Regions from separate parts of the Homo sapiens genome. Here region 2 is linked to region 1. A link is a contact called in ENCODE Hi-C data. All regions are on one chromosome and are shown on one strand. Each heading gives the region's core, a stretch centred on a gene start or an enhancer-like site at or near the end of the contact. The rest is flanking DNA. Distances are from core to core; before and after follow the strand shown.

Region 1 (7,283 bases), core at 1,925-4,424:
TTCCCTGAATGATATATTTATGTGATTTAAACAATACCACTGAACTACACCAATTTTGTACCTCTAGTATTGAACTCCCTTTTGAACACCAATTATTATTTCCAAACAACTACTAGATATCCTATAGACACTGTAAAATCAACATGTTGAGAACCAAACTTAATATCACTCATCTGAAAAACACTTTTTTCTATAGACTTGTTCTTGCCTACCATAATTAATTTATACAATAAAAATTTTGAGCACTCATGTTTCTGGCACCATGCTATGTGTTTTATGTGCATTATCTCATTTAATCCTCACAGTAATTCTATACAGTGAGTTTACTATTATTTCTAGGCAAGAAGTATGTCATTTGCCCAAGGCTACCATCAAGCACCTGTTGTAGCCACTCTGATTCCAGAGACAAGACCTTAAACCAATAGCGTTTCCCCAGGTCATGTGAGCTAGAAAATCTATCTTTATGTCCTCCTTCCTTCCCAGTCATAGCCAACTAGTCATCCAGACCCGGTAATTCATAAACCAGTGATTCTCAAACTTAGCTACACATTAGAATTACCTGTGGGGCCTTACAAGCTATTGATACTCTGCTCCATGCCCAAAATTTCTGATATAATTGGTTTGGGCTGTGTGCGAGGTCCCAGAGTTGTTTAAAGCTCCCTGGGTCATTCAATGGACATCCAAATTTGAGAATAACTGATTAATTCTCTAAGCATGGATATCTGAGTCATCATTCTCACTTCTTCCGACTTAGCACTTCTATTAGTCCGTTTTCACACTGCTATAAAGAACTGCTGAGACTGGGTCATTTATAAAGGAAAGAGGTTTAATTGACTCACAGTTCTGCATGGCTGAGAAGGCCTCAGGAAACTTACAGTCAGCGGAAGGCAAAGGGAAAGCAAGGCACCTTCCTCAAAAGGTGGCAGGAAGGAGAATGAATGCAGGAAGAACTATCAAACACTTATAAAACCATCAGATCTCATGATAACTCACTCATTATCATGAAAACAGCATGGGGGAAACTGCCCCCGTAATTCAATTACCTCCACCTGGTCTCTCCCTTGACATGTGGGGATTATGGGGACTACAATTAAAGATGAGATTTGAGTGGGGACACAAAGCCTAATCATATCAACTGTTTTCACCATTTTCTCCCAGATGTCACAAGGCCCCTAACCCAGCATCCTGTCTCCCTTTTTATCCCTTGCCATCCATCTTCCCTGATGGCTGTCAGAGTGACCTCAATGAAGCACAGATCTGACCAACCCACAACCTAGATTAAACGTGGCAATGGCTTCCTACCACCCTTAAGGCATCTTCATCTCCTTGTTTTTACCTGCTAAGCTCTTTTCCTTGAGTAGATCTCATACTCTTGCTACAGCCTCTGCCTGAAGACCACTTTCTGCATTTAGCAATGGTTTAATCCATTCTGTAGGCTTATGTTTAGATGCCATCTGTCTTTGAGATATTCTTTGTATAACTACATCCCTAAGGAAATCAATTGCTCCCTCCTCTGTGCTCTTAAAGCACAAAGCTGTTAAAATACTGATAATTTTACGCTAACTAGGCTGCGCTAGATTGTAAGCTCACTGTGAGCAGGCAATGTTTCATTCATTTTTCCGTCCTATGGGTACAGCACACAGTATAATAAATTGCTATAAGGAACTAATAATAACAGTTATTGAATAAACAAAGAAATATATTAATAAACACTTAATTGTTCTTTTCAAATGTAACTGTCTGATTTTTTTTCTCTCTTTAATTCAAGTAGGATAGTTTCATATCTAAAAGAGATTTCTAAAATGGTACCCCATGGTTGGCAACCAGAGAGATAAAGGTCTGGCTCCTGGCCTCTTATATAAATTGTTGCACTGATTTTGAGAAAGTGAGTTAGCCTTTTGACACAACAGTTTTCTAATCTGTAAAATGGACACAATAATTTTATGAACTTATTTCACAGAGTCATTAAGAGGGTTTAATGAGATAATAGCTCTAAGACACTTAGCATAGTATCTGGCACGCAGTAAGTACTCAAAAATTATTTTTATTTTCTTCTCCACAAAGCCCTCCTTGCTTATGCCAAGCCTCAGTGATGCCTCTCTTTTTCTTTCTTGTGTGGATTTATTTACTTAATCAATATTAATTGAAGGTCCCATACTCATGACATATGCTTCTCTAAAGTGCTGTGAGATATATGTCTCACAATTATTCGCTGTCAATTAATATTTATTATTTATGTATTATTAGATTAGTTACATATATATCAGTGGAGAGGACCAGTGTTGCCCGTAGGAGCTTACTTTCTAGTATGGGAAATGAGATAAAATATACAAAATAAATAAGATATATAGAATACATGATGGAGGTAAGTGCTATGGAGAAAAAGAAAACACGAGAGGGAAACAGAAAATAAACGTTGGGATAGGATTTTAATTTTAAGAAAAGGGGTCAGGTACGTCTTTGCTGAGAAAGTCTCATCTGAGTGAAGACCTGAAGGAGATGTGGAAATCAGCCGTGTAGGTTTCTGGGGGACAGAATTTCAGACAGAGGGGACAGCAGGCAGGCTAGTGTGGCCAGAGCAGAGTGGCAGGGATGGGGGTGGGGTATAAGTGGTGAGTTCAGGGAGGGAACAGGGAGTATGGTCCTGTCAGTTGTTTTAAGGTCTTTGGATTTTACTCTGAATAAAACGAGAGGCCTTTGGAGAGCTGTCAGTTCCGGAACCACAAGTCTAACAGGTTTATTAGGATCACACTGGTGACTGAGTTAAGACCAGGCTGTATGGGGCAAATACAAAGGAAGAGCCTCCAAGAAGTAATCTGGGTGAGAGAAGACTGAGAGTTGCAGCAGGCTGGTCACAGGGCAGATGATGAGAAATTGCTGGATCCAGGATGTATTTGGGAGGTAACACAAACCAGTTTGCCATCAGATTGGGTGTGGGGTGTAATCAAAAGAGGCTTTTTGTTCCGAGCAACGGGAAAGATGAAGTTGCCATGAACTGAAATTGGGGAGTCCATCAGAGGAGTAGGTTTAATGGAGAAAAATGGGGACTTCAATTTTGAAAATGATAAGTTTGAGACACCCAAGGAGAGATAGCAAGTATGCTGTTGTATATATCAAGCTGAAGTTTAAAGAAGTGGTACAGAATAGAGGAAATTTGAGCTATTGGTATGCAGGTGGGATATGAAGCATGAGACGGAATGAGGTCACCAAGAGAGTGAATGTATATAAAGCAAAGAGGGTGTCCAAGGGCTGAGTTCTGAGATACTTCAATAGCAGAAGATGATGCTGAGAAGCAGAAGCCAGCTAAAGAGACTGAGAAAGTGCTGGTGGTGAAGCACCAGGAAAATCAACAGATCATGTAAGATGTCTCAGATGCCAAGTGAAGAAAGCATTTTAAGGACAAGGAGGCAGTCAACTGTATTATATGTTGCTAATCAGCAAACCAAGATGAGAATTGATGTTTGACTTTTGTGTTTAGCAATGTGGGTGTCAATCATTATAATAATTAGGTTTATATATAATAACCTTGATAACAACAATTTTGGTGGAGAGTGAAGGTGAAACTGTGATTTAAGAGTGATGAAGAGAAAATGAGTAGAAAGCTTATTCATCAGCTATGGGTTTTATACAAGTTACAGAACCTCAAATCCTCCCTCCCTCTGTTCCTCCCTCCCTCTGTTCCTCCCTCCTTCCATTTCTCCCTCTCCCACTCCCTTCCCTTCCCTTCCCTTCCTTTACCTTCCCTTCCCTTCCATCCCCTTCCCTTCCATCCCCTTCCTTCTTTCCTCCTTTCCCCAATCTGTAAAGCAGAATGATAGTATCTTTTTTATGTATGTAAATCATGACAATATATGATATGTCATCAATAAAAGTAGCCTCTTCCTGCTCTTTTAGGATCCTATGTCTTGTGTTCTCAGTGGCTGTGATAGTATTTGCACGAGTAGGTGTCCATTAAATGTCCATGGATGGAGACGAATTAGGTCCTTAATTCTGCTTCTGACCCAGGTGTCTGGTTATTTGTTTGGTGCAAACAACAAAGAGTTCCTGTTAAAGGTGATAGCTGAATGTTGGAGGCCACTACCAGCTTTTCAGGAAAGAAGCCTTTTGGCTCAGAATTTCATGGAGCTTCTGACTGTAAATAAAAATTGCATTGACTTCTGCTTGGAAGTGGGGATGGGAGGTCTGAGAGTAAGTGCACTCTGTCCAGGGCAGCCTCCTGCGGAAATGATTTCCAGAGCAGAATGCCAAAGTGCTTTCGTAAATGACTCTGGCTCACCCCTTTCTCTATCTTCTGCCCTGTGTATACAACATTTATAAAAATAAACAGTTGCTGGAGGCATTTGGGAGGAAGCCAAGGTGAAGCACCCAGCAAAAGAAACAGATACACCAGACAACTCAGAACTCCCAAGAACAGTATAAGTTTTCAGAGGAGGAAACAGAGGGACTAGCGGATGTTTGGGAGGATGGTGATAGGAGAGGAATGTATGAGTTTTAGAGTTTCCATTCTTTCCACTCTTGGCTTCTCTTTTCATGCACCATAATGTTATAAGTGAATGAGAGTGAATGAACTTCTCCACTGGACTGCATGATCCTTGAGGGAAGGGACCCTCAAATGAGTACTCATTTTTGGATTTGGGTTATTGATCCAAATATGATACATTTATCAAATACCTACTTCATGACAGGAACTCTGCTCCTACAACCACATTCATCATGCATTAGATGCTCCATAGTTAAATGAACATTCCTTCACCCTTAAGAGTTAGTACTGCATTTGCTCTACTGGGCGCAGTGAACATGTCATATCCTCATAAAAGCCAGATCTAAACTCCCACCATAGGCAGAATAAGGCTTTTCCTCCTGTAAACTTCATGGCTTTTCAGATTTCCCTCACTGAAAGATCTGTAATAGAAGCTCACTGAGTGTGAGGCTTGGCTTTGCTTACCTGTACACCCCACTGCCTAGAACAGTGCCAGGCATATAGTAGTTGCTATGGTCTGAATGTTTGTGACTCCCCCAAACTGCAAAATTCATGTTAGAATCCAACATGATACAATAGCATTAGGAGGTGAGGCCTTTTGGGAAGTTATTAAGTCCTTAGGGCTCTGCCCTCATGAATGGGATTAGTGCCCTTATAAAAAAGGTTCAAGAAAGGTATCTTGCCCCTTCCACCATGTGAGGATACAGAAAGTGCCATCTAAGAGGAACAGGCCCTCATCAGACACTGAATCTGCTAGTGCCTTGACCTTGGACTTCCCAGCCTCCATAAATATAAGCAGCAAAATCTGTTGATTATTAATTATCCAGTTTAAGCTATTAATATTTTGTCATAGCAGCCTGAAAAGATGAAGTCTGTAGGTATCCCATTAATATGAACAAATGATTAGTACCCAATTCCTCATTATTTTAAAGTCAAATATTTTGAGTCTGTCTCTATTAACTAGGCTGTGAACACTTTGATGGGAGAGGTGGTGCTATTTTCTTCCTAATTTTTCCATTTCATGGCATACAGAAGTGACTTAGTAAATGGTAATGGGATAAATGTATAACCAAACCTTCATTGTTTTTTATGAGTTTCTTTTAAATTATTCTTTGCTCTATAAAATCTAACATGTAATTTTATTACATAAAATGTGTATTACAAAAGAGATACAGTTAAAGGCTCTTGCTGAGATAAGGGTACTACAGGGAGTGGTGGAAGGATGTGGTATGTGTGGTATGACCCAGACTGATGCCACCAACGAGAACGTCAGAGGACGGGACATGAAAGCTAAAGAATGAATTTCAGTACATTGTGTAGTCAAGTGATAAGTAGTCCTGAATTTGGCAAGGGGTGAAGAAAGAGGTGAGAATAGGGAGATGTTTATTTGGACAAAGAAAACAGCATTTTTTATAGCATTTAAGTGATAAAGTGAAAGGAAAATAATAGAAGTTCAGGAAAATGATAGTAGTTCAAAATGGCCAAAAGGTAGATTGCAGGTGGGCAGGGGCATCCAGTGGAGAGAAGGCACAGAAGTGAGGAAGTCAGGGACCATGTCAAACAAAGCCCTGTTATTCATGAGCAGGTTAGCCTTTGCCCGCTTTCTTTCCTCAATGCTGAATCACCTATTTTCTGCCCTGATCTTCATAAACACACAGGGGCATTAGTTAGATAGGTAATCTACTAGAAAGACTAATGAGCTGATATCAAGAGAAACTAAGTCAGTTGAAAATATCTGGAAATATCCGGTTGGTAGAACTGGACCTAAATTCAAAATCTCCACACTTTGTTGTTGTTGTTGTTTTTTTTTTTTTTTTTTTTTTTTTAAGACGGAATTTTACTCTTGTTGCCCAGGCTGGAGTGCAATGGCGTGGTCTTGGCTCACTGGAACCTCCATCTCCCGGGTTCAAGCGATTCTCCTGCCTCAGCTTCCCAAGTAGCTGGGAATACAGGTGCTTGCCACCAGGCTTGGCTAATTTTTTGTGTTTAGTAGAGACGGGGTTTCACCATTGTGGTCAGGCTGGTCTTGAACTCCTGACCTCAGGTGGTCCACCCACCTCGGCCTCCTAAAGTGCTGGGATTACAGGCATGAGCCACCATGCCTGGCCAATCTCCACACTCTTAAATCCAAATGGCAGCAGTAGGAATGGAAACTAGATAACATCTTTTATGCCAATTCTAATTAACTGGTAGTGGATGTCTGTAGTCTGTTTTCAGTCTGTGATCCAACTGTGCTCTAAAGAAATGAGAACTCAGATTGATTCACCGTGATGCCTCGGGAGGGCGAGGGGGAAGAGCAGGTAGCCCCACCTGTCATGCATCCCGCATGCCCTGCAACAGCATTGTGCAATTCTTAGTTACACCACGCAGACCTCTATTTCTCGGTGAATTCTTTCTAAATGATTATGGTTCTTCATTTATCCCCTTTTTTTGTTGGAACACTTCTTCACTATGACGCATACCAGAGATTTTCCTAGAAATCCAGAAAACTGCTAGTGTGGGCCAGTCAGGCTAGTGATTACGAAATTCTCCAAATTCAAAAATGGTTCATTTGAATCAGCCAAACCAAAGAAAACTCTTACCACCAATTCCCTGCCACAGATTTTTCAAGCTAAAGTGAATTAGGGTTATCCAATTACACATATATTAACAGTGATTACTACCTTAAGATGACTGCATTTCATTGCCATAGGAAGCATTTTAGTTATTCAAGACTTAGATATTGAAAAATGTATGCAAGCTAAGGTGTCAACCCTCCCATAGTATGATGTTGGTGATATTGGTATTTTCTGTAGGTACTCAC
Region 2 (7,218 bases), core at 1,167-3,666, 580 kb before region 1:
GCCTGACTTTTTGGGGGGTTGGAGATGGCTACAGCAATCCCCTTCCTGCCCTCCTCCCACATTCTCTCTATTTATCAATCCCTTCCTCCTTTTGGCTGCTAGTGGCTGGTCTGCCTGCTCCCAGATGAGGGCCAGAGCTCTAGTTTGTTCATGGGACTCTAGCAAGGCCTATGTCTGGGTGGAGAACATGTGAAGTCACTCCTTCTTACTCCTCCATCTCTGGGGCTTCCCGCCTAAGAGGTAAAATCCCAAATAACACCCATTTCCCAGGGCATGCTTGGAGGTGAAGGGGAGCAATAATAGGAAATACAAGTTGGTGAAATACAAAGAGCTTTGGATTTGAGTCTGGCAGCTCAGTTTGCTAGTCCCACTCCTGTTATCCACCAGCTGAAGGACTTTAGAAAATTTTCTTCACCTCCTTGGGCCTCAGTTTATTCACATGTAAAGTGTGCATCAGAATGCCAGCCTTGCCAGCCTCTCAGAGTTTCATGAACAACTATGAGTTAAGTCATTCAGTAACCACTTATTGAACACCTACTACATACCGAACACTATTCCAGAAGCTGAGGAGAAGGCACTGAACAAGCTCCTATCATGGAGCTTATGTTCCCGGTACAGAGGGTTGGGAGGCAATGATGGTAAAGTAATAGATGTGCAATACAGAGTCAAAGTGTACTATGTGTTTGAAAGAAAAATAGGGTATGAGGATAGAGGTTGGGGGCATACCATTTAGTTACAGTGATCAGGACAAACCTCTTTGAGGGTGTGATGTTTGAGCAGAGACCGGAAAGTGGGAGGAAGTGAACCATGTGGCTAGCTGAATGTAGACTGCTCCAGACTGAGGATGTAGCAATAGCAAAGCCCCTGGAGCATCCTCAGGAGCACCAAGGAGGGCACAGTCATTGAAGTGTAGTCAGCAAAGGGAGAGGGAAGGCGCTCTAGCTGGAGCAGTAGTGAGGCTTTGGATTGCCTAGGAGTTGATGGATATGAAAATACCAGGTACACTGTAAAGTTCTAGTGCAACATGAGTGCCCCCGACCCATCGCCACTTCTTGTTTTGGAATACATTTTATACATTAAGGAGAAGCACTGGGTCAGATATTTTACACATTGAATCCTTGAAACATTCTATTAAAATGGTAATACTTCTTATTCCTGTCTTACACAAGAGGATGCTAAAGGTAGGAAGCCCAGTTTTATTGGAATCCAAAGGTGGTTCTTTGCATATTGTGGCAGACTTCTGGTTTTGGTTTGGTTTTGCCTTGCTTTTCTTAAAAAATAAATTCTAATGACTACTCAGATCCATTTGCATTGATTGGGTATCCAGTAAGGGAGAGGTGGAAACAGGGAGGCGAGCTGGGCACCAGGGAAAAGCTGAGCGGGAACCAACATTGTTTCCACAGAGCAGAGACTCCCTGGATTCATGATCTAGATGGTTCCATTCATCAGTAGCCTCAAAGCGATTAAAGGAATGAGTAGACTATCAGATACTAAAAGCACACGAGATGAGAAGTCAGAGATATTGATGCCCCATATGCAAAGTAGGGTTCTCTGATGTGCTAGCATAGTTAGTAATTATTGAGAATGTAAAGCATTTCAGTCACTTTTAGAGGATGTGAAAGTGTGTCTGACCTTTACTCTTCCCTCATAATAGTCAAATCTCAGTTGCGCAATTTAACCAAGTGACCTTAGGCAAGTTAGTGGATCTCTCTGAATCTTGATATACTCATTTGTAAATTTGGGGAAATAAGCTAACTTGTGTTTTTTGTTGTTGTTGTTTTGGGTTTTTTTTTTTTTTTTTTTGAGACAGGATTTCACTTGGTCATCCAGGCTAGAGGGCAGTGGTACTATCTTGGCTCACTGCAGCCTTGACTTCCCAGGCTCAAGTGATCCTCCCACCTCAGCTTCCTGAGTAGCTGGAGCTACAGATGCACGATACAACACCCAGTTAATTTTTGTACTTTTGTAGAGATGAGGTCTTACTATGTCGCCCAGGCTGGCATATTGTTATTAAGCTGAAATGAGATGCAGTACATGAAATACTAGGCATAGTATCTAACATTGTGAATGCTTAAGTTATATCAATTGTCACTGTTATTCTGAATAATATTATTATTACTTGAGAGTGTAAGATAGAAATACAAGCAGTAGTTAGCAATATGAAACACTCTCACAGGGTTACTGTAAGTATCAGAAAAGATTAAGAGCTTAATAAACACTAGTTATTATTATTATCTCAATGTCCTTTAAGTAAAATGGGTTTTCTTCTTAGACCTCAGAAAGTAGGTGCTGTCTCTCCCATCTTACCTTCCCTTCTTTCTTTCTTTCTCCCTTACCGTCCTCTTTGCCCTCACCTTGGTTGGGCCCCCATCCTGGCGATGTCAGATGCAGTCGCACAGGTTTTGCTGCTCACAATGCTACCACATTCCAAAGCTCACCATTCCAATTGTAGACATCATAAACATGTATTAATCATTGATCAAGTGTCTTGTTCTAACAAATCAGAATATTGGAACAAGGGAGGGAAGTATCTTAAGAAAGAGATGATTTTTATTTTTCTATTGTTTTTCCAATTTGCACAGAGGCACCCTATAGGCTAGCAGTAATAGTCTGAGCTTTAGTTTTCCTGTCTGTACAATGAAGCCCTGAAACAGATGATGCCTCAGGATCCCCATGGTTTTGGGTCCTTGCAGGTCCAGAAGTGGGCACTGCACTACCCAAGTTCATGAAGTCAGCTTTGGGACTATGGAGAGCAGAACTGTGATATGGACTGTGATGCCTTAGAGACCTGTGGGTTCTTGGTCTCTCTACCTTAACCACAGGTACCTGTAAACTGGGGATGATAATCCTAAACTGCCTACCTCACAGGATTATCGTGAGGATTAAATGAGGAAAGAGCGTGCTTTGTAAGCCCTAATGAGCTGCACAAATTGGAAAGATTACTTACACCACACGAACACACTCATATATATATTAAGTATGTATGTGTGTTTATATTTTACATTGCAGTATGTATGTGTGCATGTGTGTATATATAGTATATGTGTGTGTATATATTATGTAAAGCTGTGAACTCATAGGGTTAGGTATGAATTAGAAGCTTGTAAAACATGTTTACTCATTCAGTGTAACCCAAGGCAGTTATTAAACAGTAGGAAAAACTGACCAGCTAAATTTTCCAAGCCTAAAAACGCTTTTATAGTTTTCATTGTGGATTGAAGGGTGACCTTGTTTCCTTTTCTTTATTTCAAGGAAAATTTTAACATAAATGAGGAAGCAAGGGAGTCATTTTAATAGAGTGAAAACCTCTATATGTGGGTGGGAGGGATAGATGAGGGGAGCTGAATGGAAATGCCAGTCACCCTCTCACTCTCCCCCCCTCCTCCTCCCAGATCATCTGCCCCGAGTAGCGGTGAGACCAGAAGTAAAGCTTCCCTGGTCACTCAAGGGCATCCATCTCCAGAAGATGCCCTTCTAGCTGGTCCTGCCGTGCCCTTCCTTCCTTCCTTCCTCCCTCCTTCTTCCTTCTTCCTTCCTTTCTCCTTTCTTCTTTCCTTACTTCCTTCCCTTCTTTCCTTTCTCCTTCCTTTTTTCTTTTCTTCCATCTTCCTTCCCTTCCTCCCTCCTTCCTTCCTTCCTTTCTTCCTTCCCTTCTTCTTTCCTTCCTCCTTTTTTCTTTCCTTTCATCTTCCTTCCTTCCCTCTCTCCCTCCCTCTCTCCTTCCTTCCCTTCTTTTCTTCCTCCTTCCTTTTTTTCTTTCCTTCCATCTTTCTTCCCTCCCTCCCTCCTTTCCTCCTTCCTTCCCTTCTTCTTTCCTTCCTCTCTTTTTTCTTTCCTTTCATCTTCCTTCCTTCCCTCTCTCCCTCCCTCCTTCATTCTCTTCTTCTTTTCTACCTCCTTCCTTTTTTCTTTCCTTCCATCTTCCTTCCTTCCTTCTCTCCTTCCTTCCCTCATTCATTCATTCATTCCTTCCTTCCTTCCTTCCTTCCTTCCTTCCTTCCTTCCTTCCTTCCTTCTTTCCTTTCTTCCTTCTGTTTTTCTTGTTTGCCTTGGTCTTGGTCTTTCTGACCCCGATTTTCTCTGTTTCTCTCTCTCTCTCCTCACCAACTCCTGTCTATGTCTCTCTATTTCTATCTGTCTTTCTAGGTCTCTGACCTTCTATCCACTTCTCTCTGATTGTCTTTTTTCTGCATTTTTATTTCTGGTTCTCTGTCTTTGGCCCTATGTGTTCTTATCTATGTCTCTCTCTTTCTCTCTCCATTTCTCCTCTGTCTCTCACTGTGGCTCTCAGTTTCTGCTTCAGTCTTTCTGAGTATTTTCTGGCTGTAGTTCTCTCTTGGTCTCTTTCTCTATTTCTCTCTCTCTCTCCTCTCTCTGTGTGTGAGTGTGTGTCTTTGTGTCTGTGTGTTGTGTGTCTCCTCTCTGTGTTTGTTTTTTGTGTGTGTCTCTCTCTGTCTCTCTCTGTGTGTCTCTATGTCTCTCTGCCTCTCTGTCCCTGTCTCTCTGTCTCTCTCTCTCACATACATGCATGCATACACATACACACACACACACACATTTGGAAATCTACCTCTCTCTGCCACCTCCCAGGTCCCACCTCCTTCTCAATGATTCACCTCAGCCTGGTTAAATGGTGTTGCTTGCATGACCAGAAAACCTGACTCATCTTTGCTTGGGCCTTCTCCCCACCCTTCTGGAGGCTTGTTGCCTCCAGGGATGGAGTGGGGAGGGGGATATGCTTTTTGTGTGTGTGTGCAAGTGCGAGTATGGAGGAGAACTGAGTTTGGGGAATGGGATGGGCTCAGGACCTCATTCAATCCCACTGGTGCTGTTTTTTTTTTTTATTATTATACTTTAAGTTTTAGGGTACGCGTGCACAATGTGCAGGTTAGTTACATATGGATACATGTGACGTGCTGGTGCGCTGCACCCACTAACTCATCATCTAGCATTAGGTATATCTCCCAGTGCTATCCCTCCCCCCTGCCCCCACCCCACAACAGTCCCCAGAGTGTGATGTTCCCCTTCCTGTGTCCATGTGTTCTCATTGTTCAATTCCCACCTATGACAACAGGTGCTGGAGAGGATGTGGAGAAATAGGAACACTTTTACACTGTTGGTGGGACTGTAAACTAGTTCAACCATTCTGGAAGTCAGTGTGGCGATTCCTCAGGGATCTAGAACTAGAAATACCATTTGACCCAGCCATCCCATTACTGGGTATATACCCAAAGGACTATAAATCATGCTGCTATAAAGACACATGCACACGTATGTTTATTGCGGCACTATTCACCATAGCAAAGACTTGGAACCAACCCAAATGTCCAACAATGATAGACTGGATTAAGAAAATGTGGCACATATACACCATGGAATACTATGCAGGCATAAAAAAGGATGAGTTCATGTCCTTTGTAGGGACATGGATGAAATTGGAAATCATCATTCTCAGTAAACTATCGCAAGAACAAAAAACCAAACACCCCACTGGTGCTTTTGGGTTCCCAGAGATTGCCTTTGGGGAGTCCTGGTCAGACTTGGGTTTGGAGCTTGGGTTCTTCTCCCACCCTAGGGGAGAAGAAGAAAGACAAATAGTCTCCCTTATCTACTGAAGATATCCCAGCTATTAGTTAATGGCAGGCTTTGAGGTGTATATTTAGAAAAGGGAGGGAAGTTTGGGCATTCAGCTGTTTTTAATCTTGGGACACATAGTTTGTGCAGTTCTGGTTTGGGAGGATCAAAAAGTGCTAAATACATGAGGATAATTCACTTTCCCTAGTTTGTTGAGTTTTTCCTTTCTGCTTACACCACACAAAGTGTTTCATGAATTGGTATTTTTTAAAATAACAGTGATAATAGCAAAGCTGCTGTTTATTATTTACCATACGCAAGGCAATGTGCTAGGTGCTTCCCATACACTATCTAAATTAATTCTTATTTGAGTTCATTGATTCCCTAGAGATAGATATTTTCACATTCATTTTACAGATGTGGAAAATGAGGCTTAAAAAGATGACGTCACTTGCTTAGAATCATTTAGCAAAGCCAGAATTCAAACCCAGGGCTGAGCACAATATTGTCTGTTCTGCTGCTTTTCCCTCTCAAAGGAGATTTGATATCAGCATGTTAGTGAATTGAATTGCCTAACATGTTTGGAGGGACACAGTAAGGGTGGGTTCCTTGTTAGCCACTGCAGGGGGTGGCTGTAAGCCTGTATTAGTCATGGCTCAGCTCACAGCCTGGATGAGAAGACAAGAGCACAAGCTATAGCTACAGCAGCACGGGATCAGGGGTTAGAAATGTGTGATCTGGTTCCAGTACCTCTTCAGCTACCCACATTCCTTTCCGGAGATTCACCTTCCCCTAAATGGAAATTTTCACTTCCATTGTGCTGTGCCCACCTCATCATGCACTTGTGAAGCTTAAATTTAATGAGGTGGTGGAGGCATACATTGTAAACTAAAAAGGGTTTTACAAAAGGAGAGGGCAGTGGAAAGAGAAGAGCAATCCTCACTGCACAGGGATAGTAGAGTCAAAGGGTTAATGGGTAACCAGTGTGGGTGGCTGAGGTGCTGTAGCAAAGGGTGAGGCTGGGCAGAAACTCCAGGGTTCGTCAGGCATCAATAAGCAATCATATCAATTAGGGAGATTTCCTGGGGTGTGGTGTCTGGCAGATAGATAAAGTGATAGAGAAATATAGAGGAAAATAAACAGGAGTTAGGTGGGTTGCAAGACTGAATCAGGTAAAGGCTGGTGGAGAACTTGATGAGCATTCTTTTTATTATGGTCCTGTGCTTTGGTGGATGAGGAGATGAACTTATTCGTACAGAATCTCATAAGAAGGTAGGGGCACTGACCAGTCCCCTGAATCTCTACTCAGTACTCTTTTACATAAGACCCAGTGGCCTCATGGGATTGCTGTTTCCAACACAACTCCAAGGTTGATGCATAATGAGGTCCTAGCATCCCCCCAATCTTCCACCCCATGGGCTTTCTTCCAGCAGGTAAAGGAAGCCATGCTTATTCATTGACTCACTTGTTCTGCATAAGCCTAGGCACTAGGGCTCAGGTGGTGACTAAGACAGGCCAGGTACCTTACCATAATCCTCCCAGTGCATGAGGGGAGGAAGACAACTACATATGTAATTACAGGACAATGAGTTATGGACTATAATAGAGAGGGACACAGGGAGCTGTGGGAACTCAGTTGAGGGG

The links. A loop is a pair of places that touch in the nucleus more often than their neighbours do.
Region 2: a map of posterior vena cava shows a loop between it and region 1 (3-fold over the local background). The contact joins the promoter of ASTN2-AS1 here to the promoter of LINC00474 in region 1. A Hi-C loop is called at or near these places in 1 of 168 maps with a recorded cell type or tissue (posterior vena cava).

The regions. Positions count from the first base shown.
Region 1 is chr9:115,921,098-115,928,380 of GRCh38, reverse strand. LINC00474 (long intergenic non-protein coding RNA 474) reads left to right here and starts at 3,174. Exons shown (of 3, transcript NR_024032.2): 1 at 3,174-3,358.
Region 2 is chr9:116,499,481-116,506,698 of GRCh38, reverse strand. It overlaps ASTN2-AS1 (ASTN2 antisense RNA 1), which reads right to left and starts at 2,416. Exons shown (of 12, transcript NR_033973.1): 1 at 2,355-2,416. All of the region lies in intron 19 of ASTN2 (astrotactin 2), which reads left to right. RefSeq lists an enhancer at 1,047-1,216.